Linked DNA regions of Homo sapiens: region 2 is linked to region 1. A link is an interaction called in ENCODE POLR2A ChIA-PET data of the cell type or tissue named here. Cell type or tissue: OCI-LY7. All regions are shown on one strand.

Region 1 (4,000 bases):
GACATTTGGGTTGGTTCCAAGTCTTTGCTATTGTGAACAGTGCTGCAATAAACACATGTGTGCATGTGTCTTTACAGAGCATAATTTATAATCCTTTGGGTATATACCCAGTAATGAGATTGCCGGGTGAAATGGTATTTCTAGTTCTAATACCTAGGAATCCAACCTACAAGGGATGTGAAGGACCTCTTCAAGGAGAACTACAAACCACTGCTCAATGAAATAAAAGAGGACACAAACAAATGGAAGAACATTCCATGCTCATGGATAGGAAGAATCAATATCGTGAAAATGGCCATACTGCCCAAGGTAATTTATAGATTCAGTGCCATCCCCATCAAGCTACCAATGACTTTCTTCACAGAATTGGAAAAAACTACTTTAAAGTTCATATGACCCAAAAAAGAGCCCGCATTGCCAAGTCAATCCTAAGCAAAAAGAACAAAGCTAGAGGCATCACGCTACCTGACTTCAAACTATACTACCAGGCTACAATAACCAAAACAGCATGGTACTGTTACCAAAACAGAGATATAGATCAACGGAACAGAACAGAGCCCTCAGAAATAATACCACACATCTACAACCATCTGATCTTTAACAAACCTGACAAAAATAAGAAATGGGGAAAGGATTCCCTATTTAATAAATGGTGCTGGGAAAACTGGCTAGCCATATGTAGAAGCTGAAACTGGATCCCTTCCTTACACCTTATACAAAAATTAATGTGAGATGGATTAAAGACTTAAATGTTAGACCTAAAACCATAAAAACCCTAGAAGAAAACCTAGGCAATACCATTCAGGACATAGGCATGGGCAAGGACTTCGTGTCTAAAACACCAAAAGCAATGGCAACAAAAGCCAAAATTGACAAATGGGATCTAATTAAACTAAAGAGCTTCTGCACAGCAAAAGAAACTACCATCAGAGTGAACAGGCAACCTACAGAATGGGAGAAAATTTTTGCAATCTATCCATCTGACAAAGGGCTAATATCCAGAATCTACAAAGAACTTAAACAAATTTACAAGAAAAAAATCAAACAACCCCATCAAAAAGTGGGCGAAGGATATGAACAGACACTTCTCAAAAGAAGACATTTATGCAGCCAAAAAACACATGAAAAAATGCTCATCATCACTGGCCATCAGAGAAATGCAAATCAAAACCACAATGAGATACCATCTCACACCAGTTAGAATGGCGATCATTAAAAAGTCAGGAAACAAAAGGTGCTGGAGAGGATGTGGAGAAACAGGAATACTTTTACACTGTTGGTGGGAGTGTAAACTAGTTCAACCATTGTGGAAGACAGTGTGGCGATTTTTTTTTTTTTTTTTTTGAGACAGTCTCGCTGTGTCTCCCAAGCTGGAGTGCAGTGGTGCGATCTCAGCTCACTACAAGCTCCACCTCCCAACTTCATGCCATTCTCCTGCCTCAGCCTCTCGAGTAGCTGGGACTACAGGCACCCACCACCACATCCGGCTAATTTTTTTTGTATTTTTTTAGTAGAGACGGGTTTTCACTGTGTTAGCCAGGATGGTCTCCATCTCCTGACCTCGTGATTCACCTGCCTGGGCCTCCCAAAGTGCTGGGATTACAGGTGTGAGCCACCACGCCTGGCCTGGACTGTTCTTTTCATGGCAAAGCTCCTAGAAGAGAGAAAACAAACTCTAAATAAATAATAGCTATCATTACAATAAGCTGTAGCTAGTTTGATTAACAAATCATCCTAAAATATCCAGACAATATGAAAACATTATTCCTAAAATACTGGTCCCTCATATGCAGCAAGAAAGAAAGAATGAAAGTGATCTATAACAGATTACAACAAATCACACTGTAAAAGAATTCTCATGGTGGTCGGGGTTTGTAGCATGAAAAGATGGTTTCTTTCCTTTACAATGAAAAGAATTAATGAGTTTTTTTTTTTTAAGAAAAAAAACCTCTAGAAATAACTGACATTTGAAATACTTTACACAAAATAAATTGTCAATTTTGTTGTTACTGCCCACAAATACGGGAACCCTTAGCCTCCAATCAATGAAGCTAGAGTGTCTAGTTGCAACATATCATAGCTTTCAAGATTTCTCAAAACAGAGAACAGATTTTCATAAGTATATCTGAAAAAAGCTTCTACAGAAATGTGAGTCTCAGAGAATCCCCCAAGAGGAAATGTCTCACATACACACATAAATAGACAACCTAAAAAAGCACTACGTCTTTTCAAAGAGATGTTAATAGAATAAAATGTAAATTTATCTTAAATAACTAAAAAGCTAGTATAAAATCAACATTTGAGATTCCCAGAATATTTATAATATTTCCAATACAAACCGGTTAGCTTTACAAATAAGTGAGAATCCAACTAAATTAAAATTCAAATATGACTGAAATGTACCCATGTTATCCAAGAAAAATCAATAACCTTCCAATTCCTGAAGCTGGTACTTTATCTGTGAAGCAGTGTTGTATCATAGCTAGACAGATCACATCTCAGGCCAAGGTCCACACTAGCTACTTTCCAGCTGTGTGACCCTGGCTAAATAAACTCTCAGCTTCATTTTTTTTTCTTTTTTTTATTCTATTTTATTGAGATGGGGTCTCGCTATGTTACCCAGGCTGGCCTCAAACTCCCAAGCTCAAGTGATCCTCCTGCCTCAGCCTCCCACAGTGCTGGGATTACAGATGTGAGCCACCACACCTGGGCAGCTTCACTTTTCTTAAATGGAGATAACAGCTCTTCCATCAGGTCATGGGAAGACTAACTCAAATCATATCAGGATTCAGCTCATCTCATGCCTAAAACATATGAAAGCCGATGTATTACCTTTTCACGGGATCTCCCCGTTCTCACCCTCATGCACTCTACAGCTCTGGCCAAAGCCTTCCGCAGGTCATGATTGTTTTTTCTTAGACCTCAATCAGGGTTTCTCCTTCATCCTTTCAAGGTAAAGGGTGAGTCATCTTCCACCTACAGTAGCCATCTTACCACCACATTCAAACATTTAAATCCTTCAATTCCTTTCAAGGCCCAGGAGAAACTTAAATCCTCTCAAGCCCAACACAAACACTACCTCCTCCATGAAGCCCCCTAATTCCTTCAGGTCAATGTTTCTCAGCCCTGGCTCTACCCAATCATGGAGAGAATTTTAAAAAAAAATTAAACAAAATTATCTGAAGCCTGGGCCTTAGCACTGCTGTTGGTCTGAGGTGTGGCCCAAGCATCAGGGATGAAGTGACCTCTCCTTGCACTGAGACCCCACAACGCTTCAGCAGCCCTTTGTACAGGATGGTAGAAAAGTTATTGCTGTTTTCACCCTTAAAAGTAACGGTCAAAACTGCAGCTACTTTCACCAACCTAATACCTTATTTTAATCATATACAAATGCATTTAAAGTATAAACTTCTGGAAAACAGGATCAGTGTTTGATTTATATATCGCCCTCAAGTTACCACAACAACAGTAACTTAAATTGCTAGGCTGCCAGCTATCTCTTGAATGCACAGGTAAATAAATAACATTTCAGTGCCTCTGGAATATAGGATTCAAAGTCATGATTTGAAACAAAAGGTTATCAGTACCTGAATAAATAATCTCCATTTCAACAGCTCAGCTGTTAAGTTCTACTTATATAACTCAGCCAATGCATAAGGGAAGAAATGATTTATTCCAGACAGAGAGAAAACATCACTAAAATAAAGCTAGTACAGGGCTAAACACTTCAGTGGTCCCTCCCTTCCCACCTCCTACCATTCTAAAACACTTAAGAGTTCTCTAAATAGATCAAGCACCCTTCTTCCTCCATGCTTGGATATACACTGCAATCTTTAACCACATTCCTCATCTGGCTTTTACTTCTCATTCTGGAAACACCTTCTACGATGGAAAGCCTTCCCATAGGTGAAACTCCTGGTTCAATATTCCTCTTCCCTATTCCTTTAGCGTTTACTAATATTACTCATATCGCAGCAACTGTCAAAAAGAAATTATTGGC
Region 2 (4,000 bases), 92 kb after region 1:
TGAGTTCCAAGCGATTAAAATGTTTGGGTGCAGTACTCCTCCAAGGACATGCTTATCCCTAACTGTTACTGCATTACTAGGAAAACTTCTTTGTTCAGTCTGTAAGAGGACTGTGGCATTTGAGGACAGCCTTAAGAAGATATTAAGTAGCAGAGAATCTTCTACGCTCACCTGTGATTTCAGCAGTGGTCACACCTGTTAAGAGCAGAGTTCTTTTAAACACACGGGGAAGACACAGGAGGCCTTGAGAGTCCTCTGGCAGCTGTCGATGGTGCAACTGTATTCGCACTTTTCCATATTTTCCCTTCCTATTGGCATTCTCAAGTTTTGTGCACATGTATGACATTTACACAGTAGGGGATCTATTGAGATATTTTCAAACAGTCAACAATCCTAATCAAAATGTGTGCTACTGAAATAAGTTATTTGGAGTATTAAAACAAGTATCTTCCTGTGGACAACACTACTCATTTGTAATTATGTGATGGGAAGCTTGGGGAAATGTACAGGAGCTTTCAGAACTTATACTTCTGCCTCATGCCATTGTAGATGAAATTATATACTCACACTTTTAGAAATCTGAGATACACATTCACCAAAACTTTTAACCACTGTGAAAGAAACAGATAATCAGCTGTCATTATCCTTGTGTTCAAGATGAAGACCGAAACTTCATTTTCAAAGGTAACTCTGTCAGATCATAACATAAGCACACTTCCTTCAGTGCTTCAGGCCTCAGTAACAGCCAAGACTTATTTCTAAACCACACTGCTCATCAGGGTGCAGTCTATGAAAACTGCCCAGGAAACCTCCTTCCCATTGGTTCCTGAGGAGGGGAGGAACGGACAGCAGACAGGTGAGTACTCAATTTGATTATCTCAGGTAAAGCTTAGAACCCAGCAAAGGCTAACAGACAGTATCACTGGTAGCACCAAAGAAGCCATTTCAGATAATTTCTTAGTATTCCGTAGGCCTTAGTATACCAACAATCTGTTTCTACCACCTTAAAATTTAATAGCGTAGGCCAGGCACGGTGGCTCATGCCTGTAATCCCAGCACTTTGGGAGGCTGAGGCGGGTGGATCATGAGGTCAGGAGTTCAAGACCAGCCTGGCTAATATGGTGAAACCCCATCTCTACTAAAAATACAAAAATTAGCCAGGCATGGTGGCACATGCTTGTAGTCCCAGCCACTTGGGAGGCTGAGGCAGAAGTATAGTTTGAACCCGGGAGGCAGAGGTTACAGTGAGCTGAGATCACGCCACTGCACTCCAGCCTGGGCAATAGAGCGAGACTCTGTCTCAAAAAAAAAAAAAAATTAATAGCGTAATACAACCACCATTTTTGTTATAACTCACAGATTATCTGGGCCGGGAATGCTGATAGTGCACATGCTATCAGCCATAGCTGGGAAGACTGTAACACTGGGTGTACTCAAATGGCTGGGGTTTGGAATCACCCGGAGACAGGTCTGGTGCCTAGGCCAGGATCAGCAGCAGCTGTAGAGCAGAATGTCTGTGTGGCCGGGGCTTCCTCACATCGTGGTAGCCTCAGAGCAGTGCGACTTCCTACTTGGTGGGCAGAACTGCAGAGGAGAGTGTTCTGGAGGACAGAGCAGAGCTGTGTGGCCTTTTGTGAAACAGCCTTGGAAATATGTAGTTTCATTTCTGCCATATTTTTTTGGTCAAAGGAGTCACAGGCTCAGATTCAAAGTGTGGGAACATAGACCCCCGATTCTCAATGGCAGGGGTGTCACAAAATGTGTGACCCTGTTTTAAAACCACCACAGGCCCCCTCTCCTTAGTATTCCACTGGCCCTTTATCCTGGAAACCTCAGGAAATGGTTTTTCCTGATTTTCTTCTTTAATTCTCCTCTCCCATCCCTTCCTCAATCCAGTTCAAGGATAAGGGCCTAGAACTCCACCTGTGTCCTATTCCCTCTTGAATCCACAGGTCGAGCAGGAAAGTGAAGGATGAGGCTGGCATGTGTAGAAGTGCCAGTGGAGGGCGCTGTGGCTGACTAGAAGGCCTCTACGTTTTAAAGGACAGCTGTTCCAAACGGAGGTGGGAATGAAGTCCTTGTGTTTCCAGATTTCCCATTTTAATGTGAAATTAGATATTGAAATATTGCTTCATAATGTTTTAAAAGCATACCATGAGATCTGGGTTTATGCTCTTGTCTATGCACTGGCTCTGAGCCCCTCTTTGAAAGACCCAGAACTCATAAAACAAGGCATTATTTAAGATTGCACATTTATGTTTATCCCCAGAAATTTCCACATTGGGGTCTGGAATGCCATTGCTTCTTTAAATACTACTTACTTTAAATCATATTTGCAAAGAATTCTTGTAACTGAGAATCTAGGCGCTCAATAAATAGACCGCATCCTTCCTTCATCTGCACATGAATGGCAGCATTTTGTGCATTAATTACGTGTGTGATGTGTCTAAGCTGAATTGGCTGAGGAGCAGAACTTTAATGATTAGCTGTATAAAACTGAAAGAGAGCTTCAATTTTGACGTTAAGCCTTGCTTATCTTTTATATTCTCAGCCTTTCTCGACGTTTGTTAGAATTTAAACTTGTCCTAAGCATGACAACATCTGTTCAAAAGAGAGGGGGGATAATATATGTTTATATATACACACCTTAATTTAGTATTGGGGACCTTCCAGTTACCAATTATAAGTGTAAAGACTAAATAAAAGTTATAGAAAATTAGACAAAATAAACAGTGACCAAGAGAAGATTTAAGAAATCTGAAGCTAAAGATTTATTTTTCTGCCTGCCCTCCTTGAAGTAACCATTAAGTTTATAAATAGCCTCCTTCCTCTGAGAAGAAAGGTCCTAGTGACACCAAACAGGATGCGACGCGCTGAGTACTCTCCCCTTTCATTTTGAAACTCGAGCTTTTGTGAAGACTATCATTGTGCATCCGTCTGTCTCTCCTCATTACCACTTCTGGTTGGAGCCGGAAGCAGGACAGATGCATATAGTCCTCATTTCAACCACAGGAATTGACTTTAAAGGTGACACTGTCCTTAGTAACACAGCTGATGCCCTGTAGGGGTAAAATTAGTTGTGTTTTCTCTGTGCAGGTGAAATTTTAATGAATTTTTTGATACTCTGTAGAGCATTCACTGCAAAATGCGTTGTAAGCTCTAAACACCAACAGCTGATTGTGAAAGACTCTTTATTTTTTCTTTGCCCTAACTTAAAAAAAAACAGAGAATGTTTCCAGAGAATCTACTAAGGAAAACATCAGGTCTGACAACAAAAGAGAACTGAGAGAGCGAAGAGGAGGCAGCTTTCTGCACTTTGCACACTGGGTTGCAGTTCTCACAGAATCCTGGGGCTCAGGACAAAATGGAAGCTTCCTCCTTGGACCTGCATTTACCCCAGGCCTCGAAACAAAGCCCCCCAGTCTATAGTTTCCAGTGTCACTTCACAGATCTTTTCATACCACAGCAACCCATACTGCCAGGAATCTGCCTGTTGTCTCCAGCACAGCTTCCTATTGAAAGCAACTCTATGTCTAACCTGCCTTAAAGCAGGTTACGGCTATATTTTAAAACCCACCGCATTAATTCAGGACATATCTTTTTATCAAATGGATTTCTCTTCTGCATACATATTTAAACATGAGCCGTACACTCAGAGCAATGGACTGTTTTATGAAAGGTGATTAGCATATAGTACTCAATCAAAGAATTTGTAAATGAAAAAAGTTGAAAATATGAAATATTGATCACTGGGGTACTCATTAACTGTTCAAAAGCATAATTTAGTTGAATTTCAAATGTGTTAATGTAGGATATCATTCATAGAAAAGAAAAGGATTGTAATTTTACACATCATGTTTAACTTTTTAAAGTGTGGCATCTTTAATGCAGGTATTTGTTCTTAGAACTCTTATTGTATGACTGATTCAGACTTCGTGATTCATTAGCCCTACAAATCTCGAGAACATACATGAATGTGCTCATACAGAGGTTAGAAACT

What was found. Peaks named below come from ENCODE experiments on the same cell type or tissue, not always from the same donor. Only the 100,000 strongest peaks of a DNase experiment are listed, where the experiment ranks them.
Region 2: POLR2A ChIA-PET joins it to region 1 with 5 read pairs; 10 of 35 experiments call an interaction of 5 or more read pairs at or near these places.

Annotation. Positions count from the first base shown.
Region 1 is chr6:5,265,096-5,269,095 of GRCh38, reverse strand. The region is part of intron 1 of FARS2 (phenylalanyl-tRNA synthetase 2, mitochondrial); the gene reads right to left. Among named protein-coding and RNA genes, the nearest start is that of FARS2, 5.6 kb to the right of the region's middle. In OCI-LY7, no CTCF peak of the experiment used is centred here; no DNase peak of the experiment used is centred here.
Region 2 is chr6:5,173,385-5,177,384 of GRCh38, reverse strand. The region is part of intron 2 of LYRM4 (LYR motif containing 4); the gene reads left to right. The region is part of intron 3 of LYRM4-AS1 (LYRM4 antisense RNA 1); the gene reads right to left. Among named protein-coding and RNA genes, the nearest start is that of MIR3691, 27 kb to the right of the region's middle. In OCI-LY7, CTCF peaks have their summits at 1,793, 1,993 (motif pointing right) and 3,282; DNase peaks (open chromatin) are centred at 2,014, 2,904 and 3,324; H3K4me3 peaks cover 2,081 bases; H3K27ac peaks cover 2,529 bases.